6 separate regions of the Homo sapiens genome follow, and regions 1, 2, 3, 4 and 5 are each linked to region 6. A link is a contact called in ENCODE Hi-C or POLR2A ChIA-PET data. All regions are on one chromosome and are shown on one strand. The core of a region is the stretch at or near the end of the contact, and the rest is flanking DNA. Distances in the headings are between cores, read along the strand shown.

What was found. A loop is a pair of places that touch in the nucleus more often than their neighbours do. ChIA-PET counts read pairs that join two places held with the same protein, here RNA polymerase II (POLR2A). Pooled maps may share reads with other maps.
Region 1: a loop to region 6 is called in a pooled map, with 7 times the contacts of the local background. The contact joins the promoter of SNHG17 here to the promoter of BLCAP in region 6. A Hi-C loop is called at or near these places in 4 of 50 pooled maps.
Region 2: a pooled map shows a loop between it and region 6 (4-fold over the local background). The contact joins the enhancer-like site here to the promoter of BLCAP in region 6. A Hi-C loop is called at or near these places in 1 of 168 maps with a recorded cell type or tissue (gastrocnemius medialis) and 3 of 50 pooled maps.
Region 3: a map of B cell shows a loop between it and region 6 (8-fold over the local background). The contact joins the enhancer-like site here to the promoter of BLCAP in region 6. A Hi-C loop is called at or near these places in 7 of 168 maps with a recorded cell type or tissue (B cell, CD4-positive, alpha-beta T cell, CD8-positive, alpha-beta T cell and 4 more), 4 of 37 single-sample maps with no recorded cell type and 9 of 50 pooled maps. POLR2A ChIA-PET finds 5 or more read pairs at or near these places in 1 of 52 experiments (activated T-cell).
Region 4: a map with no recorded cell type shows a loop between it and region 6 (8-fold over the local background). The contact joins the enhancer-like site here to the promoter of BLCAP in region 6. A Hi-C loop is called at or near these places in 1 of 168 maps with a recorded cell type or tissue (naive thymus-derived CD4-positive, alpha-beta T cell), 2 of 37 single-sample maps with no recorded cell type and 6 of 50 pooled maps.
Region 5: a loop to region 6 is called in a pooled map, with 13 times the contacts of the local background. The contact joins the promoter of DSN1 here to the promoter of BLCAP in region 6. A Hi-C loop is called at or near these places in 7 of 50 pooled maps.

Annotation. Positions count from the first base shown.
Region 1 is chr20:38,432,972-38,437,246 of GRCh38, reverse strand. It overlaps SNHG17 (small nucleolar RNA host gene 17), which reads left to right and starts at 1,919. Exons shown (of 8, transcript NR_185934.1): 1 at 1,919-2,220; 2 at 2,621-2,743. It overlaps LOC124904958, which reads right to left. Exons shown (of 3, transcript XM_047440636.1): 2 at 2,642-2,784; 3 at 531-2,405. The coding sequence ends at 1,759. SNORA71D (small nucleolar RNA, H/ACA box 71D) reads left to right here and starts at 3,248; the gene lies at 3,248-3,385. RefSeq lists enhancers at 1,797-1,856, 1,877-2,166, 3,447-3,526.
Region 2 is chr20:38,091,900-38,095,990 of GRCh38, reverse strand. RPRD1B (regulation of nuclear pre-mRNA domain containing 1B) reads right to left here. Exons shown (of 7, transcript NM_021215.4): 7 at 3,627-4,091. Among named protein-coding and RNA genes, the nearest start is that of RPRD1B, 60 kb to the right of the region's middle. RefSeq lists silencers at 118-177, 2,790-3,084. Within about 2 kb of position 1,495, at least 20 of the 41 ENCODE cell types and tissues checked have a DNase peak (open chromatin) inside an H3K27ac peak, as active enhancers do; they include gastrocnemius medialis, where a contact is called at or near this core.
Region 3 is chr20:37,006,237-37,010,510 of GRCh38, reverse strand. RBL1 (RB transcriptional corepressor like 1) reads left to right here. Exons shown (of 22, transcript NM_002895.5): 20 at 2,952-3,100. Among named protein-coding and RNA genes, the nearest start is that of SAMHD1, 57 kb to the right of the region's middle. Within about 2 kb of position 2,415, at least 7 of the 41 ENCODE cell types and tissues checked have a DNase peak (open chromatin) inside an H3K27ac peak, as active enhancers do; they include B cell and CD4-positive, alpha-beta T cell, where a contact is called at or near this core.
Region 4 is chr20:36,594,526-36,598,856 of GRCh38, reverse strand. The region is part of intron 2 of TGIF2-RAB5IF (TGIF2-RAB5IF readthrough); the gene reads right to left. Among named protein-coding and RNA genes, the nearest start is that of RAB5IF, 9.1 kb to the left of the region's middle. RefSeq lists an enhancer at 2,769-3,138. Within about 2 kb of position 2,961, at least 8 of the 41 ENCODE cell types and tissues checked have a DNase peak (open chromatin) inside an H3K27ac peak, as active enhancers do.
Region 5 is chr20:36,771,586-36,775,554 of GRCh38, reverse strand. It overlaps DSN1 (DSN1 component of MIS12 kinetochore complex), which reads left to right and starts at 1,792. Exons shown (of 11, transcript NM_001145315.2): 1 at 1,792-1,893. LOC124904894 (a long non-coding RNA gene) reads right to left here and starts at 420. Exons shown (of 2, transcript XR_007067574.1): 1 at 337-420. RefSeq lists enhancers at 941-1,487, 1,447-1,526, 1,537-1,676, 1,807-1,866, 1,488-2,033.
Region 6 is chr20:37,526,215-37,530,147 of GRCh38, reverse strand. It overlaps BLCAP (BLCAP apoptosis inducing factor), which reads left to right and starts at 2,272. Exons shown (of 2, transcript NM_006698.4): 1 at 2,272-2,355. It also overlaps the pseudogene PPIAP3. RefSeq lists enhancers at 1,980-2,289, 2,380-2,429, 1,751-2,468, 3,186-3,904.

The sequences.
Region 1 (4,275 bases), core at 670-3,169, 910 kb before region 6:
AGCTTACTGCAGCCTCAACCTCCCAGGCTCAAGTGATTCTCCTGCCTCAGCCTCCTGAGTAGCTGGGACTACAGGACTGCTCCATCACACCGGGCTGACAATGCCATCTTAGACTTTTCAAACACAGCACATTTCCTCTGCTTCATAAAGAATCCCAGAGTCCTTACGGTGACAGAAGCCCTCAGCTTTCTCAGAAATACTATAATATAGCAACTACTAGGCCTTGGATATTTGTTCTGTGCTACGGTCTTGATATAAATCATTCCATTTAATTCTCACAGCAACGCTATGAGCAGGGAACTATGACTGCCTATTTTCCATAACTGGAAACTGAGGCGGGGCGGAGAAGTTAGGTCACTTAGCCAAAGTCACATGGAGAGTAACAGCAAGAGTGGGAGGCAGAAGAGGACACCAGGGCTGTGTGGCCACAAGTGGGCACACCTGACCACCCTGCCCAGTGTCCTCTCAGCCACAGCATCTGTATTAGTCCATCCTCACACTGTTATAAAGAACTGCCTGAGACTGGGTAATTCATGAAGGAAAGAGGTTTAATTGACTCACAGTTCAGCATGGCTGTGGAGGCCTCAGGAAACTTACAATCATGGCGGAAGTGGAAGCAAACATGTCTTTCTTCACATGGTGGCAGCAAGGAGAAGTATAGAGCAAAAGTGGGTAAAGCCCCTTATAAAACCATCAGGTCTCATGAGAACTCACTCACTATCAGAAGAACCGCAGCATGGGGGTAACCACCCCCATGATTCCATTACCTCCCACGACAGGTGGGAATTATGGGAAGTACAGTTCCAGATGAGATTTAGGTGGGGTCACAGCCAAACCATAGCAGCATCCCACAGCCCCTCCCCATCACAGAGACTCCCAGTGTTCTCACAGTCTGGGAATCCCATGGGCCTCTCCCAGGTACAAAATATGGAGCAGATCTCACCTCAGGGACCCCCATTTCCCTCATGGTTGCATAGATCAGGACTGGATTTTCTTGTCCTTCTGACCTATTGAGTACCAAGAATCTGACTGGAGCGGGGCGGAGGGTGGGGCGTGGGCTCCTCATCAGGCCCAAGGGTGGGCTGCTTGCACTCCAGAACATGGGCAGAGTCAGTAGCAGGGCTGTCTCAGGCCGAAGAGGCACATCCTGCCCAGGGTGCAGGCAGTGCCAATGCTTATGAGGATTTGTGGGCCATGAGTCCCCTCCCAAGATTGTCTCCAGTATGTTGCAGGGAACATGGGACATCTGTCTACAGTCTCTGTCACTGTGCAAATCTGATCAGGTTCCTCAGATGCCAGTCTGGTCAGGTCTCTTCTGCTTCAGAGACTCTTTCCACCCTCCATCCCGTGTACTTTGAGGCTGGAGTTTAGCAAAGCAGTTACCCGCTGTGCATCTCTCTTGGCTCATCTTCTCACGCTCACATTCCAGTCTCAGGCCATGACTCAGTCATCTCGGTCTGACATTGTTCAGAAAAAAAGGAATGGGGCGGGGGTAGAATTCATTCATTCAACTGTGCTAGTCACTGAACTAGGTACTGAGTACAGTGGTGAATCAAAGACAGATGCCTTTGGACCCTTGCAGAAAGAAGTCCAAACTAAGCACAGTCCCCTCATCGTAGTAACAGCTCCTATCATGGAAAATTGGCCATTCCTACAGATTAATAATGAATCAGTGACCAAGGAACATCTTCAGAACAAACAGAAAAGCAAAGCAAGTGGGAGAAGTTTACTTCTAAACTTCCAGATAGTTTTCGAAAATTATCCCAAGTCCTCCAGAGTCTGGCGTTGAGCCTCCGCTCCGCCAGGGGACGCTGCAGGACTGCTCGCGTCGGTTCCTACCGCTCTAGGCCGCAGCTCGCGCTCTCGTCTGTATTTCCGCCGGCGCGAAACGAGCGTAGCTTCCTTGTCGTGTGGCCTCAGTCCTTCGCCGTCCCTCGCCGTCCTTCGCCATCGCACGCCACCGCACCCCATCTCTCGAAATCTGCAGACATCTTGATTTTTCCCACGCTGTCTGTCAGGTCTCCGCCGCCACTCGACGCCAGGGCGCCGGGTGAGTCCACAGCAGGGCGCATGGTCGGCTCCACTCTCACCATCGGGGGAAACTGAGGCCCCGGGGAAGGCGGCCAGAGAGGTCAGGCCCTGTCCTTGGTGCAGTGTCTCGTCCTCTTTGCCGGAGTGAGCCCCCCAGGATTCGCGTGTCCTCGGGAAAGACACTGGCAGGTGAGTCGCGCCCTTGGCCGCGGCAGTGCTGAGCGGGCCACGTGCGGTCGTCAGACCCCCTGTCCGCGCAGCTACTCTGCGGGGAGGCTTAGTGCCCCTGGATGGCGGGAAACAGGGCTCGGCGACTTTAGCTGCCCGCCCCCGACTCCTGGCATTGGAAGCCTCCAAAGCCACTTGACTGTTGCCTACAAAGTGCCAGTCATTGTGCCACGTCCTTGAGACCGTTAACTCGTTTTCCCCTCAATAACTTTTAAAAGTAGGTGTTAGAACCTTCATTTTACAGACCAGTTAGCTGTGGTTTAAATGGAAGACGCTGCCAGCACTCCAGTGGGGCAGAGTCTGGACTTCTGTCCCCGGGCCTTGTACTAAAGCCCCCTCCCCGTGCTTTTTCCTTGCCTAGGCCTTGTGGGCTGTGCTGCACCTCGGACGGCTTCGCACCAGCCAGCGCCCTCTCTCTCCTGCAGCACTCTGATCTGCACCCCCTGAGGGGCTTCCACTGTCCGCGGGGTGAGAATGCCCCTGGGTAAGTGCCGCTGCTTCTGCGCACCTTGGGGAAGGACCCTTCTGTGGGACGCAGTAGAGGGGACAGTCAATGAGCTCAGCCAGTTCTGAGTTCTGAGAACTGTCTGGCAAAGCGGGTGCAGAGCAAAGCGTGACTTAGGAGACGGGCTGCGCTTGGGGTCACATGCTAGCTAAGTTCCTTCATTCCCCTGAGGTTGACTTTCTGTAAAGTAGGGAAACTGCAAAGGCTCTCTGAGGGCAGAGGCCTTGGCTGTTTTTCTTGATTTTGAACCCACGGTGCCTGTCCACGTGTAGATACTCAGAACTGGTGGGCTGAATGTACAGCCGAGGCATTTTTACCAGAAGTCTGTTTTCCTGTGGACTCTGGGTGGGGACAGATGGAATCTGCCTGTGAAGTGATGATGGCTCTCAGGGTCCTGGGTACCCTTCTCTTCCCTGGGGGGTGAGCCTCCCTCTGGAGATCTGGCAGCTAACACGCTGACGTGGGCTCACCTGCCCTTTTTTGCACCTGTATTCGAAAGTGATCGTGGGCTGCCTGTGCCCTGGTCATTGATAGTGCAGGGAGAGAAATCGCGGAAAGTGCTTCCCCGTGTTTGGAGGGTCCGCTCCTGTCCCTTTCAAACTCTGGAGCTTTCTCACACCTCCTTCTCACCATCTTTCAAATGCCTCCTGGCACTTGGTGTCTTATTAGTGAGTGCTCCCTGTGCAAGGCTCAGTGCAGGGTTCCATGAGGCGTTCACCAGGGTCTATGAGGGGTGAGTCCCTGCCTCAGGATTGGTGGTGAAACCACAGCTGCAGCCCCCACTAGTCACACCCTGTGGCAATTACTGGCTTGATTGTCTTTGCCTCTCTCTATTGTGACCTTGAGGACAGTGTCTTGAGTTTTGTTTAATATTTTATTGTATTTTTTTAGAGACAGGATCTCACTCTGTTGTCCAGGCTGAGGTGCAGTGTGCAGTGGCGTGATCATAGCTTGAACTCCTGTACTCAAGTGATCCTCGCACCTCAGCCTCCCAAATAGCTGGGACAGACAGGGTCTCGCTATGTTGCCCAGGCTGGTCCTGAACTCCTGGCTTCAAGTGATTTTCCCTCAGTCTTCCAAAGTGCTGGAATTACAGGTGTGAGCCACTTCGCCTGTCTCAGTATCTGAGTCCTGTCTCTTGACTTACCTGGTGCTTGGTAGATGGTTGATTTTCAGCAGTTATGGAACAAATGAAAAACAGGAGATGGGCCGGGTGCAATGGCTCACACCTGTAATCCCAGCACTCTGAGAGGCCAAGGAGTGTGGATCACTTGAGGCCAGGAGTTCAAGACCATCCTGGCCAACATGGTGAAACCCCATCTCTACTAAAAAATACAAAAATTACCTAGGTGTGGTGGCACACGCCTATAATTCCAGCTACTCAGGAGGCTGAGGCACACCAGAATCGCTTGAACCTGGGAGGTGGAGGTTGCAGTGAGCCAAGATCATGCCCCTGCACTCCAGCCTAGGCGACAGAGTGAGACTATGTCCCTAACAAAAAACAAAAAACA
Region 2 (4,091 bases), core at 246-2,745, 570 kb before region 6:
GAAAATGAACTTTTTAAGTAACAAAAATGGAAAGGGGAACCAAGAATTAAAGGTCCTAAAATGAATCATGTGTGTGTAACCACCATAGTACACAGGCAGGATTGGGGAACTGCAATCGCAAAGCAACTTTGTCTCCTATGTCCCTTGAAATCCAATTTGTGGGGCTAATGTATCCTGTAACTCTCAAAGAAAAACCCAGGCCTCCATAACTTCTCTAGTCATTTTTATTTAAAAAAATTCCTGTAGTCACACTTAAAGTGTAAAAACAGTCTCATTTCAGAGATGTAAATGTGCAAGCCCATGTTACAATCAAAATAGCCTATCATGTGAAGGTGACCTCTCTGGGTCTGCTGGGGGCGAGAGGCCAGCATCTGGGAAGGGAGGCCAGCATCCGGGAAGGGAGGCCTCCCTTGTTTACCGTTTCTGACCCTTCCAGGGACACAGCAGTGGGAGTGAAGCAGCAGCAAGAGACAGTCCTTAAGGTCTGGTGGTGGTGACTGGGCGCTGCTGGGCAAAAGTTTAACAAAGTTTAACAGCTTCCTTCCCCCATGGGCTCCTCAGATGCTCCTTGGAGTGGTTCCTCCCCTCCCTTCCCCCAGTCTCCCATCCTCATCTCCCATCACCTGGGGTCTCTTGGGGTGAGGGTTTCTCCCTGGCTCTTTGCTCTACTCCTTCCTCAGCACTGTGAGTCTGAAGTTCGCCTCCTTGAAACCCCGGGCCTCTTGCCCAGGCTCTATCACCCCAGGATGCAGGCCAGTTCTTCTACATGCATGCTCTGCCCTGACAAACTCTAGGAGTGGAGTCTGCACCCAGCCTCTCCCTTGCTTCGTCATCAAACACTTAGCCAGCACTGGCATCTCATCCTTCAGACTTTTCCAGGCAGGGGTCTGTTTAATCCACCAGATCAGGGACACATACTAAGCTCCATGGAGGCCCTTTCCCCTAATCTTGAGATAAAGTGTAGGTGGCACCCACTGCTCCCACTAGGGAGATGCCAAACACACCAATGGCCCTTTTCAAATAATTCTCATCCCAAATCCTCTTCCTTTACCTCTTAACTCCTGACTCTTTTCATACCCTTAAAGTGGGTGAGGGGGGTTGAGGATGACAGGTTTTTGACCACTCTGTTGTAAATGCTGCAGATGGTCTAGCCATGTGGTCTCTATTACTCCTTCCAGCAGACATCTATTTTAATCTTGTTACATGTGTTTATAAATACCTGCATTCATTATTTAACATAGTAACAGCCACCACTGAGTCCCTAATTTGTACCAAAGCACTAGGCCCTTTTTACAAACATCTCAGTTATTAACAAGTATGTTGGTAACTACTTTCTTTCCTAAGAATTTGTATAGTGAGTATTTTAAAATCTATGGAGTACATTATTCAGGTACTGAGTTTATTAAGATTCTCAGTAGGAAGAAATATTCTGAAAACCTAGTCACAGGACTTCAGAGGTTACGTAATCAACCCTACTCATTTCCTGTAAGAAGCAGCTGAGGTCCCCAAGGGCTGAGTGACTTGCCCAAGGTCATCATAGTGAGAGGAGATGAGAAGATATGAGTTTTCACTCATCACAGCTGCCTCTTATTCACAAAAAATACTAGATAAATGGCCTGCTAATTTTAATATTTATCAAACCAATGGTAGAAATGAATTTTTAATGCAAAATAACTATTTGAGTCTAAAAAAAGTGAACACACTGGGCTTTCAACACTACATAAAGCTGTATGAATCCCAACCTACTGTACAGGAGAATGGATTCTTAATTGAATCTGTGCCTCAGAGTGGAAGCATGATTTTTAAATGGAAAATCCTACAGAGGTAGCAGTGAGCGATGAGCTTTAGCCAGATGAATTATTCCAGGAGAAAGTAAAAGAGGAAACCATGCTAGCAAATGGCTTTTTCTTAAAGATCCCAAATAAACCAAATATGAATTTTGTGCAGTGAACTACTGTGTTTACTCCCATCTTCCCGGTCGTGGCACTGTCTCCTGTGCCCCGATCTTTAGACTATGGTCTCCAGGGTTTCCTATGTATACACAGCACAATGGTGATACTATTCATTTCTCTAACAAATAGTACTGCGTGCCCAGGATATACCATCCAGAGTTCTCAGACTTCAGTCCCATATGCTTCTTATGCAGCACAACAATCGTAGCTTTTAGGGCTCGCAGAAAACCTAGAGATAATTTAGTCCAATACTACATTTTGCAGGTAAGAAAGCTGAGGCTGGCTGTGGTGGCTCATGCCTACAATCCTAGCACTTTGGGAGGTCAAGGCGGGAGGATTGCTTGAGCCCAAGAATTCGAGACAAGCCTAGACAACATAGTGAGTCCCTATCTCTAAAAAAAGTCAAGAAAAGAAAAAAATTGGCCAGGCGTGGGTAGATGCCTGTAGTCCTAGCTCCTTGAGAGGCTGAGATAGGAGGATAGCTTGAGACGAGGAGATTGAGGCTGCAGTGAGCTAAGGTTGCACCAGCCTGGGCAAGAGTTAGATCCTGTCTCAAAAAGAAAAAAAAAAAAAAAAAAAAAAAAAAGAAAGAAAAAACTGAGGCCCAGAGAGGAAAATACCTTGCCCAGGAAGGTGACACAGAGAGTTAATGGCTCTAGTCACAAAGGATAAGCATTTTGACAGATTCATGGACTCTTGGGTAGCTCCATCTTCAGCTCTGAAGACCTCAAAGTCATTTTGTAGCCTGAAGTGCTAATTAAACCAGAAGAATCATGGACTTACTATTTATAGGGAGGAGTGAAGAAATTAGACCATGAAATCTGGGGACACAGAAGGAGATCTTGTCTCTTGAGATTCACATGTAACATCCAACTTTCATATTTTAACAGAACTTGGGTAATGCAGTCTCAATTTTCCTAATACTGGACTTATCTGGGTTGCAGTCTTGATGAACCACACCTACTACAGAGGTTTTTGCACCATAAGATAACCCCACTTCTTCTGGCAGATGCTGCCATTACCCAGTGGACAGGTTTATGATCCTTCCAAACATATCACTTGCTTCAAAAGGACCTAATTCAAAATCATTTTTGTTATTTTGAGAGCTTTAACCAGCAATACACAGTCAATATGCTTTCACTCCATGTACAAGTGAAAAGGACAAAGCAAAGCCATGACTGTTTTTAAGAGACATACCACTTGGGTTCGCAATTATCTCACATTTTTCGTCTTTTTACTGTTCAGCGTGGCTTTCCGTGTACTGCCAAAATCAAATCGCTCTCAGGAGGCCTACTGGTGTGAACAAAGGCGCTAAAATCAAAGAACTTCCAAGTTTTAATCTGTCAGAGATTGGCTGTGAAGTATGGGGGAAGAGTCATTTAATCTCTCTCCATCAGTTCCCACTTCTGTACAATGAGGGTAAAACTATGGCGGCACCTCTCATGGGTACTGTGTGGACTGCCTAATTAAAGCTAATTAAGCCCCTGGAAAGAACCAGAAAATACTACGTAAATGCTGAGTATTTATGTGCCGCTAACAGACACAAAAACTCCCAAGGGACAAGATTCTGTGCCGACAGCACATTCTCTATTGGTGATTACTAATCACCCACTGCTTACAAAGAAAGGCACTGTTTTCAGTAACAGGGTAGTTTAAAAAAAAAATCACACAATGTTGTTCAACAACACCATCTTTATTCAAAAATATATATCTATGAGACATTTCAGAATATACTGCTGCCGCCAACGACAGCCTATACTTCTAAATAGTCCTAAATTAATATACAAATTTAAGCTTTGAAAATATTCTTTAAGAAAAACAAACAAACAAAAACAAGGGAAGATTGAAGACTTTCTGAGGAATATGACCTAAAGGAAAGGTCCTTTGAGGCCTACAGATGCCCTAAGAAAGAAAAAACACAAAAACAAAAACCACCCACCCCACCCACCAAGTCACCTCATACATACAAGGAGGAAAGTTCATTTAAATTAAACAAATGAAGTAAGCACACTTTGGGAGGATGTGGACAGCAGAATTAAGATTTAAAAAACGAAAGCATTTCATCAAAACAAAAAACTAACTTCCTCACAGGAAGTCCACTAGTAACAGGTATTAAGAGGCCAACACATTCATTTACAT
Region 3 (4,274 bases), core at 1,166-3,665, 520 kb after region 6:
GTTTGTGTAAGTATATTCTATAGTATTCTCATGACAAAATCATTTCAACAATGCATTTCTGAGAAGATAACCCATCATTATGCAATACACAACTATGTATACATATATGCATATATATAATATTTAATACAGGGCTTGTTCATAGTAAGGCCTTAGTAATAGCTATTATTTATAAGCAATATCAAATTTATTGTATTAATGAGTATGGCTTTTTTAGCATTAGTCACACTTAATAAACATTCACTATTTTCATCAGTAAAAACCCATTTCTGGCCGGACATGGTGGCTCACACCTGTAATCCCAGCACTTTGGGAGACCGAGATGGGGTCTCACTGTGTTGCCCAGACTGGTCTTGAACTCTTGGGCTCAAGTGATCCTCCCACCTCAGCCTCCCAAAGTGCTGGAATTACAGGCATGAGCCACCATACCCGGCCAAGTATGTTTTTTTAAATGTCTTTTTTTTCTTCAGTTTTTTTTTAATTTTAGAGATGAGATCTTGCTCTGTTGCCCAGGCTGGAATGTAATGGGGCAATCATAGCTCACTGCAACCTTGATTTCCTGGGTTCAAGCGATCCTGTCATCTCAGCCTCCCAAGTAGCTAGGGCTAAAGGTGCATGCCACCACACCTAGTTTTTAAATTTCTTTAATTTTTAAAAAAATTTTTATAGAGACAGGGTTTCACCACACCCAGCCTCCCACAATTTTAAATGTTTGGTTCATTCAAGTAAAGTATAGCTCCTTACCTTATGTTAGTATTAACAGCTGGAATTGGAATGACACAGAAATATAGAGACACTATAGTCTCTGTCTCAAGAAATTTCTAATCTAAGGAGGACATTAAATAATTTTAGACCAGGCGTGTTCGCTCATGTCTGTAATCCCAGCACTTTGAGAGGCCAAGGTGGGAGGATCACTTGAGCCCAGGAGTTAGAGACCAGCCTAGAAAACATAGGGAGACCCTGTCTCTACAAAAAGTAAAAAAAAATTAGCTCGGTGTGGCAGCGTGCACCTGTAGTCCCAGCTACTCGGGAGACTGAGGCAAGAGGATCAAGAACCTTTCATAAAAACAAAACAAAAAAATAATTTTAATTGATCCATATAATGAGAATAACCTAGAAGAGCTGTTAACAAGCCAGTATCCTTTGAAACAGTGTTTCCCAGAATGGTAGTATAAGTGTTTTGGGGGGTCCAGGCGCAGTGGCTCACGCCTGTAATCCCAGCACTTTGGGAGGCCAAGGCGGGCAGATCACCTGAGGTCAGGAGTTCGAGACCAGCCTTTCCAGCTGGCGAAACACCATCTCTACTGAAAATACAAAAATTAGCCAGACGTGGTGGCATGCTTCTGTAATCCCAGCTACCCAGGAGGCTGAGGCAGGAGAGTCGCTGGATCCCAGCGGGCAGAGACTGCAGTGAGCCGAGATTGCACCACTGCACTCCAGGCTGGGTGACAGAGCAAGACTCCGTCTCAAAAAAAAAAAAAGTGTTTTGGGGGAAGAGAGACTATACACAAAAAACTGGGGAAGTATGGAATTAAAGTGAACATGAGAGTTATTTTTTTTCCCCAACTGCAGTACTTCTCAGAGCCTTATACTAACATGAATTTCTGAATTTCCAATATAATATACAGCATTTCCTCAACTTTATTTAACCACATAGCTCCCCTCCCCTCCCACCCTCGTCAAGATCCTTTAGAAATAGCAGAAGTGAAAAAGACATCCAAATTAAGACTGACATCCCCTGGGGCTGTTTGGTTTTTGAACCATGTTTGTGTTTTCTGGTTTTCCTAAGGTGAAGGCATTGCTTCTACCCATGTTCTCAATGTTTGTAGGCCAGTGTATTGAGAATGAGAGCTTTTTTCATATATGTGCTAAATTCTTTTTAATTGGTAGTGGTTTTCTTAGCACATGGTTCTTGTGTATACAAGTAAATGATAGTTTGTAATACCCTGTAATACTCTTCCTTCCCCAAAAAATAGTAGGACAAAGTTCTGCCTGGTTTCACAAGCTATCCCAGAGTTGCACCATTAAGTAGGAAACTATGTTGGGGTAAGCTGTTATTTTACAATTGAGGGTGCTCAGTAAAACCTGAACACTGGTTCCTGATCAGGGTTCCTGTTGTATGTGGTACAATAAGGCTCTTAGAACACCTGTCACCTGCCATGTATTTGCAGAGAAATAAATGTAATTCATTTTGCTTCTTCCTTAACCTCTCAGGATATGCTTTACCTTTTAGAATCTTTCCACCTTTCTCAAAGACACAAGAAGAATATCTGCAGGCCTTTTAGTTGTCTGAAGCTGAGGTTTGCCACTGCCTCCCATACTGTAGAACTTAGCTAAACACCAGCCCAGGGCTGTTACCCCTCTAAGAGCCACTAGTGACAGTGAGCTCAACAGCTATGGTTGTGAAAACATTCTGAAGTGGAATCTAGAGAAAAGAGCACCACCTTCAGTTCATATGTTTGCATTTCTCTAGATTCCAATTTGACTTATAAGTAATACAGATGGATTGCTGAACCTTCTCTGAAAATATTAATTTCTCTACATAAAGATTTGTGGGTTTTTTTTAATATTGTAGAAAGGTCATTTAAATCACCAACTTGTATATTAAAGTATGCTTTGTGGCTGGGCATGGTGGCTCATGCCTGTAATCCCAGCACTTTGAGAGGCTGAGGCTGGTGGATCACTTGAGCCCAGGAGTTGGAAACCATCCTGGGCAACATGGCAAAACCCCGTCTCTACTAAAAATAAAAAATAGCCAGGCATGGTGGCACGTGCCTGTGGTCCCAGCTACTCAGGAGGCTGAGATGGGAGGATCACTTGAATCCAGGAGGTCAGGGCTGCAGTGAGCCAAGATTGCACCACTGCACTCCACCCTGGGTGACAAAGTGAGACCCTGTCTCAAAAAAATAAAAAGTATGCTTTGTATCACAACATTGCATTCTTTTTAACAGACTTAGAAGATGCTACAAAAACACCTGACTGTTCCAGTGGACCAGTGAAAGAGGAAAGAGGTGATCTTATAAAATTTTACAATACAATATATGTAGGAAGAGTGAAGTCATTTGCACTGAAATACGACTTGGCGAATCAGGACCATATGGTATGTTCTATGTTTTACTACTTTATTATTATTTGCTGTCATAGTTGGATTACTATAAGTTTATTTTGCTAGATAAATATGTCCAAGTAAAATTACTAGCAATTAATCAGAGCATGTCCAGTAACTTAATCAGTGATTAAGGCTATGGTACAACAGAGACCAGAGGAAATCATGGGATCTGTTGCCCAGGCTAGAGTGCAGTGGCGAGATCTGGGCTCACTGCAACCCTTGCTTCCAGGCCTCAAGCGATCCTCCCACCCCAGCCTCCCAAATAGCTGGTACGACAGCCACATGCCCCCACGCCTAGCTAATTTTTTTGTATTTTTAGTAGATACGGGGTTTCACCATGTTGGCCAGGCTGGTCTTGAACTCCTGGACTCAAGCAATCTACCCACCTCAGCCTCCTAAAGTGATGGGATCACAGGTGTGAACCACCACGCCTGGCATGAATTTTATCTATACCATGATTATGTTGCTAGAAATTCCGTATACATATGGGTAAGAACTTGATGGGAACATGAATATTAAAACAACTAATTTGTTTTTTTTGTTTTCTTTTTTTTTTTTTTTTTGAGACAGTCTCACCCTGTCACCCAGGCTGGCGTGCAGTGGTGCGATCTCAGCTCAACTGCAACCTCTGCCTCCCGGGCTCAAGTGATTCTCCTGCCTCAGCCTCCCTAGTAGCTAGGATTACAGGAGTGTGTCACCACACCTGGCTAATTTTTTGTATCTTTAGTAGAGACAGGGTTTCACCATGTTGGCCAGGCTGGTCTTGAACTCCTGACCTTGTGATCCGCCCACCTCGGCCTCCCAGAGTGCTGGGATTACAGGCATGAGCCACTGCACCCAGCAAATTTGGTAAATTTTTCTGTTGTTATATTGTGAGATTAATGTTTTTCTCAAGTCAAAGACAAAAGGGGCCAGGTGTGGTGGCTCATGCCTGTAATCTCAGCACTTTGGGAGGCCTAGGCGGGCGGATCACCAGAGGTCAGGAGTTTGAGACCAGCCTGGCCAACATGGTGAAATCCCATCTCTACCAAAAATTAGCTGGGCGTGGTGGCAGGCACCTGTAATCCCAGCTACTCGGGAGGCTGAGGCAGGAGAATCACTTGAACCCAGAAAGCGGAGGTTGCAGTGAGCAGAGATCGCGCCACTGCACTCCAGCCTGGGTGAC
Region 4 (4,331 bases), core at 1,712-4,211, 930 kb after region 6:
GGCTGAATCTCAGTGAATCCGTCTGGTTAAAATAAACATCTTGGGTGGTCTGAGTTGGAAAATAACTTGATGAAGGGTCAGATTTGAAAGTGGGAGAGACAGATTTGGAAGTAGGACAAATTTTGTCTTTGTGAGTTTGTAGCTGTTTAGTACTAGTTGAACACATGAGCTCAGCCTTAGGGCTATTTCCCAGCTGAATGCCTCGATAGCACTGCCAGCTGCTTGGAGTGGGGTTTGGAGAGGAAGGTATATTCTGAGGGGTAAGACTGGCCCCTCACAGGCACTGATGGATCACAGGTATCAGAAATCCTGGGGGCAACCATCAGCCATGGAAAGAGCACCTGTTGTTGGAATGGAGGTCTGAGATTGCATCCTGGTCTTTTTTTTTCTTTTTGGCCCACAATAAATGTCATACTAGCACTTAATGAACCCTCACTAGCTACCAGTCACTTCACTAAATGTTTTACATTCATTTGTTTTGTTTTGTTTTTGAGACAGTCTCACTCTGTCACCCAGGCTGGAGTGCAGTGGGACAATCTCAACTCACTGCAACCTCCACCTCCTGGGTTCAAGCAATTCTCCTGCCTCAGCCTCCGGAGTAGCTGGGACTACAGGCACCTGCCACCATGCTCAGCTAATTTTTGTATTTTGTAGAGATGGGGTTTTGCCACGTTTGCCAGGCTGGTCTCAAGCTCCTGACCTTGGGTGATCCACCCGCCTCGGCCTTCCAAAGTGATGGAATTACAGGTATAAGCCACTGCATCTGGCTACATTCGTTTTCATCCAAAACCTGGCTGGGCTTTTAACCATTAACCATTATGCTAAACTCTTCTCTTTTTATACCTTTACTTGCAATTTCTCTACATCGTGTGTGGATTACTTTGGTAATTAAAATGGTAGGGCTACACTTGACCTTCAAGTTACCATAGCCTCCTGGGAGCAAAGACGTCAGATGGTTCAGAGACCCTTCTTCCTCTCATCTTGTAACTTTGAAAGACAAAGAGTTGCTACTTTCCCAGCCCAGTAGTTTCCTGGGGATAGGTCAGTGTCCTGATAATGAATGGTGAAGGTCTCTGGAGCAAGATCATCAGAATCTCATGTGGCATCAGTGAAGAATGCAGATTCCTGCCCAGACTCTCTGGGCGTGAGGTCTGGGAATATGCATCTTTGTAAGCTTTCCTGATGATCTTGATGGATATTTAGGCTTGAGAATTACTTCTCTGGGTAATTAGGCCCAATTCTGCCACTTAAAAGCTGTGTGGTATGGGGTAAGTTATTTTACAGGTTGTTTTTCCCTCAGCTGTGTGCTGAGCAAGGATAGATAGTAACGTATAGATTATCCTATTTCATCCTCCCAAGAGGTAAGTATTACTATTCCCACTTTATTGATGATGAAAACTGAAGTTTGGAGTAGTGAACTGTCTTGCCTATGGTCATGACAGCTAATCAGTGACAGACCAAGAATTTGAAACCAGGCTTGGGTCATAGAGAAATGCCTTTGAAATCAGTAACACTGACAGCAGTGATGGTTATTTCTGCATCCTTCGAGTGCCACACCTTATCCTCTGCAGCTCTAGTGCATAACATAGCAAGGATACAGCCATACAAGGCAGACCTGGCCTCTGCCATATGGAGTTTTCATGTAGCAGCTTTCTTTTCTTTTTTTTTTTTTTGAGACGGAGTTTTGCCTTGTCACCCAGGCTAGAGTACAGTGGTGCGATCTCGGCTCACTCCAACCTCTGCCTCCCGGGTTCAAGCGATTCTCCTGCCTCAGCCTCCCGAGTAGCTGGGATTACAGGTGCCTGCCACCGCGCCAGGCTAATTTTTGTAATTTTAGTAGAGATGGGGTTTCACCATCTTGGCCAGGCTGGTCTCGAACTCCTGACCTCGTGATCTACCAGCCTTGGCCTCCCAAAGAGCTGGGATTACACGTATGAGCCACCGTGCCCAGCCCATGTAGCAGCTTTCAAGCTAGACTGTACTTTTAAAATCCAGAGTCCTCAGTCTTACCCCAGAGATGCTTATTCCTAGGGCTAAGTTGAGGCAAAAAAAAAAAAAAAAAAAAAAAAAAAGGTTCTAAGCCTGGGGGCCATGGAGAAACTACCATTCAAAAACAGTGGAAAGGAAGAGGACTTCCCTGACCACCCATCTAGAGGATGGCAGATCCCCTCCCCACCAATCACTACCATTACCTTTATTTTATTTTATTTTATTTTTGAGACAGAGTCTCACTCTGTCGGCCAGGCTGGAGTGCAGCGGCGCCATCTCAGCTCACTGCAACCTCCGCCTCCCTGGTTCAAGTGATTCTTCTGCCTCAGCCTCCCAAGTAGCAGGGACTACAAGCATGCACCACCACGCCACCCGGCCACCTTTTTAAACAAAACAAAACAAAAAAAATATTAATGCAAAGTCCAAAATCGATACCCAAAAGCTTGAAGCATCATCTTAGCCCTATTAAGAACAAGGGTATAGGCTGAGTGCGGTGGCTCACGTCTGTAATCCCAGCACTTTGGGAGGCTGAGGCAGGCGGATCATGAGGTCAGGAGTTTGAGACCAGCCTGACCAACATGGTGAAACCCCGTCTCTACTTAAAATACAAAAATTAGCCAGGGGTGGTGGTGCGTGCGTGTAATCCCAGCTACTCAGGAGGCTGAGACAGGAGAATCACTTGAACCCAGGAGACGGAGGTTGCAGTGAGCCGAGATTGCACTGCTGCACTCAAGCCTGGGCGACAGAGCAAGAATCTGTCTCAAAAAAAAAAGAACAAGGGTATAGAGAGGCGGCCAGGCTATACATAGCCAGCCCAAAGAGACAGCGGGTATTCACGACCAGGGCAGATACATTTAAAAGCTGTTTCCTGAATGAGACTCTAATAAAAAAGGTGGATGTCCTTAGATCATGTTCCCAGCGTCACAGGAGGGGCCCTAGCCACATTATCCCGCAGTTCACTTTCATTATCTAGAGTGCTTGCTCACTCCAGGGCTCATTTGAAGCTTGATGCAGAAGACACTTTTGGTTTCAGTTCCTTTTATTTTTTTTTGAGACAGTCTCGCTCTGTCGCCCAGGCTGGAGTGCAGTGGCATGATCTCGGCTCACTGCAACCTCCGCCTCCAGGGTTCAAGCGATTCTCCTGCCTCAGCCTCCCGAGTAGCTGGGATTACAGGGGTGCGCCATTCCCACCCCACCAATTTTTGTATTTTTAGTAGAGACGGGGTTTCACCATGTTGGCTAGGCTGGTCTTGAACTCCTGACCTCAAAAGTGATCTGCCCGCCTCAGCCTCCCAAAATGCTGGAATTACAAGCATGAGCCACCACGCCCGGCCGATGTGAATTGAATATTAAACTTACTTTGAAAAGCTGTAACAGCATGTGCCTATTCTGCTGAGCTCCAGGGCCAAGTGTGCAGTTTGAGAGATACTGAGAGAGAAATGGGGGAAAATCAGGACCTTGGGTGAATGGCTGAGGGAGCTGAGGCTCTTTAATCTGGGAAACTTGAGTGGGGAGGCTCTCTCTCCAAATTCCTGAAGGAGAGTGACCTGTAGGAGAGACCACCAAGATTTCATTCACAGAAGAAACTTCTTGTGCTGAGCCCACAGCACTGTTCTAGACAGCTAGATGATACTATGTTAGTAAGTGACCACTATATTACTTCAGGTAGGTTCTGGGCAGACCTGAGTGACCCTGAAGGAAAACAGACTTGAATTTGAATTCGAGCTCCATATTTATATGGGCTATATGAGTTCAGGCAAGTATCTGAAATCCCTACTCAGTTTCTCTTTTTTTTTAGAATAAAAAAAAATTAAAAAAACGATGGGGTCTTGGGGTCTCATTCAGTCACCCAGGCTGGAGTGCAGTGGTCCAATCACAGCTCATTGCAGCCTCAAACTCCCAGGCTTAAGTGATCCTCCAGCCTCAGCCTTGGAGTAGCTGGGACTGTAGGCACAAGCCACAGCCCACTCAGTTTCTTTACCTAGGGCATCTCACTTTCATGTGTGTGTGTACAAAAATTAAGAAATTGGGGCTGGGCACAGTGACTCACGCCTGTAATTGCAGCACTTTGGGAGGCCGAGGTGGGTGGATCACGAGGTCAGGAGATCGAGATCATCCTGGCCAACACGGTGAAACCCCGTCTCTACTAAAAAATACAAAAAATTAGCCGGGCATGGTGGCGCACTCCTGTAGTCCCAGCTATTTGGGAGGCTGAGGTAGGAGAATCACTTGAACCTGGGAGGCGGAGGTTGCAGTGAGCCAAGATTGTGCCACTGCACTCCAGCCTAGCAAGAGAGAGAGACTCCGTTTCAAAAAAAAAAAAAAAAAAAAGAGACTGAACA
Region 5 (3,969 bases), core at 543-3,042, 750 kb after region 6:
GTGTGCCTCCTGTGGACAGGAGGGAGCCATGCAACAATTCAAAGCAGGGAAACGATGTAGAAGATGTATTGGGTCTGTATTCCATGAAATCATTTTCTCATTGTGCCCCAGGATGGCCAGCCCTAGCTGGGAAGGAACACTGAGTTCTCTTCCTGGCACGTTGACAGAGAGGAGTTTAAGAGGCAGGCAAGCATAAAAGGAACTGGGTACCTCTCAACCCCAGAAAGTGATATTCAGGGAGCCAAGGGCAAATCTCTGCTTTCAGAATGGCTGCTGCAGCCAGCAGGCTGGAACCACAGGGTGGAAATTTCAGGAAGGCAGATTTTTGTCTCCCACCAGAAAACTTTTCCAAGGACCACAACTGCTATGGAAGGATGACCACGGTCAGCTCCAGCTGCCTCTCTCCAACCCCTCTTTTGGACTGTGGGCTGCTTATAATTCAATATTTGGAAGTTTTTCTGTGAAAGAAAGGACTGTGCACATCCAAGGGGACATTTTGGTGGCGTCGTGCTGGGTGCTGAGGAAGCAGCCCGCTCTCTGGAGCCTCCTAGACCAGCATGGGATAGTGGAGCAGGAACAGATTGGGCTCCTGGGAGCACAGAAAGGACAGTTGGTTTTCAGCCTAAGGCCAGAGAGAATGCTTGGAGAGAAATCAATCATTCCTTAGCTGAGGCTTAAAATTCGAGGATGTGGCCGGGCGCAGTGGCTCATGCCTGTAATCCCAGCTCTTTGGGAGGCCGAAGTGGGTGGATCACTTGAGGTCAGGAGTTCGCGACCAGCCTGGCCAACATTTTTAGTGGCCGTCTCTACTAAAAATACAAAAATTAGCCAGGCGTGGTGGTGGGCGCCTGTAATCCCAGCTACTCGGGAGGCTGAGGCAGGAGAATCGCTTGAACCCGAACCCGGGAGGCGGAGGTTGCCGGGAGCCGAGATCGCGCCACTGCACTCTAGCCTGGGCGACAGAGCGAGACTCCGTCTCAAAATACAAAAAAATTGGAGGATGTAGCTAGGAAAAGCAGGGAAAGCCTTCCCAGGCAGAGGGAACAGCGCCTGGGAATATAGCGCCTCAAAGGGCATCTGATGCCCTGTCCCCGTCCTACCCCTAAGGACCAGCCCGACCTGCCGCACCCCCCGACCCCGACTAAGGACACTGCGACCACTTGGGGGCGCTGCGACCTCCTCCCGGGTGAAATGAAACCCGAGGGCAGGCCCCCACCCACCAAGCAAGTAAAGCAAGCCGTTTGAGGGAGTGGCCTGGAAATGAGAGAGAAAAAGTCCTAGAGCAGGAGTGGGATAGACTGTGAGGCAAACTGAGCTCAGAGCTCCAGTCCACCCTGGGGAGAGTCACGGTCCACATTTTGGGAGTTAAGGAGATAAAGGGAGTGGGAACCAGAGCCTAGCGACGGGGACAGGGCATCAGATGCCCTTTGAGGCGCTGTATTCCTCCGGCAAGAATCTCTCCGGGCCTCTGTTTCCCCCATCTTAGATGGGCTCTGGGGCCGTCGGGCGCAAAAGGACACGATAGTGTGGCGGGTCCCGGAAAGGGACTCCCGGGCGGGGTGTTGCGGGGAGGTGGTGACGTGGCCAGACAGGACCTAAAGGACTTGGACTAGAGGAGCGGAGCTGGCAGGAGCGTTGGACGGCGGTGTACGCATGCGCGTCGGGCGGCGGTGTACGCATGTGCATCGCCGGAGGCAGGCGTTCTGCGCGCGCGTGCCCGAGAAACTGACGGCCGCGCATGCGCCCTTGGTTGGCGGGAGTTTCGGAGGCGGTGACCGTGACGTAGAAGGTGGAGACCGCTTCACCCTGATCAGGGAGTATCGGCTGCGGGTGCGCAAGGCGTCCAGGAGTGACCTGGGGCTGTGGAGAGCGACCCGTGGCCTTGTGTTTCAGGTACGGAGGTTCCGGACTGGACGGGCGTCAGGAAGTCACAGACTTGTCCTCTGATGTGGCCCCGCCCGCCGCCGCACTAATCTCTTCGGCGTCGTACCCGTCGGCCCAGCTCGACCCGCCGCAGCCCCGGCCCCGACCGTGGACACTGGGGGTCCCCGAGGGCGCTGCGACCTCCTCCCGGGTGAAATGAAACCCGAGGGCAGTCCCCCTTACCGACCCCATTAGAGACGTATCTGCCGTGCCAGGGGTCTAGGCTCCAGAAACAGGGGTGAGGACTGGGTAGAGGGCTGGGGTTCGAATTGCCCCTGTGCCCCCAGGCTGGCTGTGTCACAAGCTTGGGCCAGGCTTTTTGCCCCTCTGAACCTCAGTTCCCCTGTCTGCAAAGTGGAGTTAATGGTGCTTACGGAGTTGTGGAAGGGATTAAGTGGAATAACGATGCAAGTAAAGCGCTTACATAGCACAGGTCCTAGCACAGAATAAGCGTTTAACAGTTGACAGTTGTTGCTTTTCTAAGCCTGGATCTGTGTGATACAGTCGTTATTATCCAAGCCTGGATTTGTGTGATATTGTCATAAGGACCGTGGGGGATTCAGATCCTTGACCGAGCCCTCCTTGTTATCTTTTCCTTTTTGTCCCTCTGCATATATTCATATCTTTTTACTTAGCACCCCCCACAGACAGATTTCTGCTGGGAGGGAGGGGACGATGAAGAGATGCCTAGGTGACATCCCTGCCTTCCAGGCAGTTGTTCCTGACAGTCACTAGGAATACAAATACAGCCTGGCTGGGGAGACAGACATGTAAACAGATTTTATAGCCAATGCTACGAAGGCCAAGGGGCATAACCACCAACTCTGCCAAAGATAAGTGATGTGAAAGCTTCATATTTGAGCCAGGTTGGGAAGGATGAATAAGTTTAACAGGTAGAAGGACAGATATGTGCAAAGATTCAGAAGTAGTACAGGGAATAGGACTGGGAGGAGAGAGCAGGAATGGGTAAATTGGGACTAGTTTACCTGAGGTGTTGACTACACTTTGGAAAAGTCCCGGCAACTGTCTGAAGAATAGACTGGGCCGGGTGTGGTGGCTCAGGCCTGTAATCCCAGCACTTTGGGAGGCTGAGGCCGGGCGGATCACCTGAGGTCAAGAGTTCGAGACCAGCCTGGCCAATATGGGGAAACCCCATCGCTACTAAAAATACAAAAATTAGCCAGGTGTGGTGGCAGGCACCTGTAATCCCAGCTACTCAGGAAGCTGAGGCAGGAGAATTGCTTGAACCTGGGAGGTGAAAGTTGCAGTGAGCCGAGACTGCGCCACTGCACTCCAGCCTTGGCGACAGAGTGAGATTCCACCTCAAAAAAAAACAAAAACAAAGAATAGACTGGAGACGGGCCGTTGGAGGTAGAAAAACTAGTGGAGAGACTATTAAGATAGTGGGAGGGACCAGAAATTATGAGACCTGAACTAAACTAGTAACAGTGAGGCTGGGCGTGGTGGCTCACGCCTGTAATCCCAGACTTTGGGAGGCCTAGGCTGGTGGATCACTTGAGGCCAGGAGTTTGAGACCAGCCTGGCCAACATGGGGAAACCCCATCTCTACTAAAAATGCAAAAATTAGCCAGGTATGGTGGTGCATTCCTGTAATCCCAGCTACTCAGGAGGCTGAGGCAGGAGAATCACCTGAACTGGGGAGGAGGAGGTTGCAGTGAGCCAAGATTGTGCTACTGTACTCCAGCCTGGGCAACAGAGCAAGACCCTGTCTCAAAATAATAAATAAACTAGTAACAGTGAGAATGGAGAAAAGATTTAGAGACTGTTTATAAAACAGTTAGGACTTTGGATCTGGAGAACTAAGAATAAGAAGTAATGGATGATGTGGTTTTTCTAGTTTGGAAGACCAGGTAGACCATAATGTCATCAATGGAATTAGGGACTAGTTAAACACAAAGTAACTGGGAAGTAAGGTAGGGTATGTGTTCAGGGAGATTTGAATATTTCTAGCAATAAAGTGTATAGAAATTCAGAAGAGGAGGTGATGGCCCCTGCTGATATTCTCTGTCAGGGAGGTGGATAAGG
Region 6 (3,933 bases), core at 1,023-3,522:
GAAAGTTTTCTGCTGTCTTTGGAATCTTGTCTGCAAACAGCTCGAAGGAGTAGGGGCCTAAGGGCGCGTCATCGACAGTGATGTCAAAGAACAAGGTGGGGCTGACCATGGCTGATAGTATGGGGATCCCAGCGGCATCTGCAAAGCCAGCTCTCTCTTTTTCTAAACAAGAGCTTCCACTACAAGACTCCTCTTGTCATTCAGTGTTGGATACTGGGTGTGGCTGCCATGGATGCATTGATCCTTTAGCCTGTAAGCAGCAGGATGGTGGGAGGCCACATTCAGGCCTGTTTTGAGTCTCAGCTGGAGGAGAAATGGACATCTCCTTGCTTTGGATGTGACCTCAGGAACTGGATAGCCATCTTGTGGCCATGAGCATAAACCAGCACAAGGACAGAAGATAAAATGAACCTCAGTCCTTGATGACACTGCCTAGCCACTGAGTGGCAGGCTACTTATTTTTTTAAGCCACTTGATGTAGTTGTGTGTTTAACTTGCAACATAAAAGATACAGTCCACCAACCTTCTTTATTCCCAAACCCCAACGGCTCCATTTCTGTTCTCAACAGCATCAGCCCCACTGAGCACTCCCTCCTTCCTGAAACCTCCTCTCTAGGACCCACACTCACTTGGTCCTCTTTCTACCCCACTGGCCACTGCTTCTTAGTCTCCTTTCCCGGATCCTCCTCTTCTTTTCTCTCCACCTTCTTTCACTTGCGTTCTCACCCAGCACCATGACCTTTGTATTGATGGCCCCCAAATATGTATCTCCTGCCCCAGCCTCCGTTCGCAGCTTCTGTGTCACATAAACCTGCCTACTCACCCTCTCTGCCTGCATGTTGCCCCGACATTTCAAACTTAACTTCTCAAAGCCGAACTTGATCTTCCCCCTCAGTCCGTTCCTCTTTCAGGCTTTATTGTCTTGGTCAAGGAATCTTTTACCCTTTCATTTACTCAAGGCTAAAACCTAGCGAGGAGTTATTGCCAATGCCTCCACATCCACCCAAGTCCAATCTTCCACCCTTCCCTTCACCTCCCCAAGCTACCACCCTGTCTGAGTCAGCATTGGCTTTTGTCTGGAAAGCTGCAACCACCTCCTAACTGGTCTGCCTACACCCACTCCTGAGTGCTTTCCAAGCCATGCGGCCTGGGTGGCCTTTCAGAAATCCTAATTTGCTATCCTCTTCCTGATGAAAATGGCTTCCCTGACTCTCAAGAGAAAAGCCAAATTCAGTATGTAGCTGACCTGTTTTCTTCTGTGCTCACCTCACCCCAACTCTGCCGCTTCCCAGCTCCAGATCTGGGACAAATGTTCTTTCTGCCTAGAACATTTCCCCTCTCACTCTTACCCTAATCGTCCTTTGTTTCTCAACCTAAATGCCATCTTCCCAAGGAGGTTCCACCCTTTCCCTACATTAGTACTCCATTAATTTCTCCTAACACTCTCTACTTCTTCTCACAGCACTTCCCATGATGTGTAATTATGTATTGATTAAAGTCACTAATATACAGTGATTATATGACTGTCTCCCCGCCTACCCGCCATTAGACTGGCAGTGCCTTGAGGTCAGGGACAGACCCAGGTTACCGACTCTACCTGCCCTTAGCACTGCGCTTGGGTACAGTAAGCGCCCAAGGAATATGCTTAATTAGCTAATAAATGACTACACGGACTCATTCAAGCCTCATAAAAGCCCTAAGGTGGGCATTTCAACAGAAGCCGGGTCGGGGTGGGCGAGGGGCTCGCTGGCCCAAGGTACGGGGCAAGTGGGGGAGCCGAGGCCTGACCCAAGGCAGTCCCAAGTTCTGAGCCCGGACCTTTCAGCTCCTGAGCCTTGGCTGCATGATGAAACGCTAGGGAGGGGGTGGACTTTGAGCCACGAGAAGGTTTTCCCGGAGTCCACGGACCATCCACGCGGGCAAGAACGAAGCGGGTTCACCAACATGAACACAACCCGGCCCGCCCAGCGCTCACGGAGTAAGGATCACAATCTGCTGCATATGCATGAGGGGACCCGGCCGCGCTTCGGGGCTGTCCACACTGCGCCTGATAAAAATTATTCGGGCTTGAAGATCTCGGGGCTCCCAGAGTTTTGTAAAAGTGCATACAAAGTCCTCAAAGGTGGTCTGTGGCTGATATTTACGGGAAATGGGGCGAGGATGAGCCCCCACTTCGGACCTTGTGATCAGGCGTTTGCGGTAGACAGCCCGATCCCAGGATGGGTCCTCGGCCGGCTCGACTAGAAGACTAAGGGGGCGTCTCCCCGGCTTCCTGCGGCGTCGGTGGCGAGCTGAGGTGGAGGCAGGCTGCGGCAGACGGCGACAGTGGCGGCGGCGCCATGGCAGGGCTTGCAGGTACCGTGGCGTCAACCTGCTTGGGGCGGGATGAGAGGCCCTCCATGCGGCCGCGCCGCCATATTGTCCCTTCTGGGTCACCTTAGGCGTCGCCGGGTCCCCGTCACTGGGGTTTTCCTTCCGCATACCCCGGGAAGGCAGGGCGCCCCTGTCCGGCTTCAGGTGATTGCCGTGATTGGACCTAGCCTGGGCCTTGGGGGGTCCCTTCCCAGCCCGGAGGTGGGTCATAGTACTCCTGGGTGCTGGCTCTGGCCTTGTCCAAGGTCAGCGCCCTTGCAGGATGAGACAGGCAGAGCCGGGGGCACGGGGCTGGGAGCGCGACCACCATCTCTGCAGCCCCGGGTTCCACGGCAGGGTGCCCAGCTTGTGAGAGGCCTGTCATTCTGTCCCCATCAGTTTAGTTGCGTTGCTTTAGTTGCTTTTTTGGGGGGGAGGTGGGGGGACGTGGGGGTGAGGGGAGAGAGGGTCTCCTGAGGCTCCGCTTCGGTGTCTGGGGTGATAGGCTGACGCTCTGCTAAGAGTCGCGGGCGCTTCTTACTCCCTCCAACTTTACATCAAGGGTGGACATCCCTTCCCTTTCCTTCTATAGACGTGGGGAGTGGCCCTCAAGGGCAGCTGAAGGAACGGAATGCCTGGCGCACTAATGGCCTGGAAAGGAAGCATGGGGGATGGGGGACAGTTGTTTTTTCCTTCCCCTTTCCAAATCTCCTTTAGTTTCCTTCCAGGCCTCCGTGTCCCATTTCATCGCCGAATGTTGGGAGACTGGGGTCTGTCCTCGGAAAGAAACAGCCTTTCTGTTTATAGGTTTGGATCGTCTATCCCTTTCAGGGAACTGGTGTGTTGGGGACGGCTTCTCTGCCCTGCCTGACATGGTCCAGTCATCCCGTCAGCCTTCTGGACGGCAACACCAAAGCTGGGACCAAAAAAAAGTTCCAGCTTAAGTGCTAATGCCAAGTGTTAGATCTTGTTTGCTTGTTTGTTTTAAATCAGAGACTAATTAATGTCAAGCAAATCTGTTAAAAGATTTGATCACGGGAAGCCTGGTCGGTTTCCAGTGACCAGGTCAATTCCATATCTGAAATTAGTCTTGTTAGAGTTGCTGCCAAAAACAGTTTAACCTTTAATCTGTAATATGTTGTTTCAAAGAGGAATCTGGGTTAGACTGTCTTTTTTTGTTGTTGTTCTCCTATCTTTGAAACACATGCATTCCATTTCAAGCCTGTCCCTGTGCGATATACCAAGAACCACGCGTTGCCTGCCTCTCTGACTTCCTGCTCTGGAAATGCTCAGGAATCTGGATCCTGCTGGGGCATGCATGGGCCCTGTGGGAGGGCAAGTCGGGGAGGGGAGGATAAACAGGATCACTCCCAGGGAAGATGGTGACAACGTGTCTCTGGGGCATATAGAGGAAGTCAGAGGTTACCGGGGGGAAAAGAGATTGTTGTTTGACTAGTGTTTTGTGTATGTGCATGAGTGCACACGTTTAAATCTCTGAGGGGGGGTGGGGGCGGTGGGGGGGGGAAGTTAACTGCAAATTCAGAATCTCCCTTTGGGGTGTTGGCTCCTGAGGAGATACAC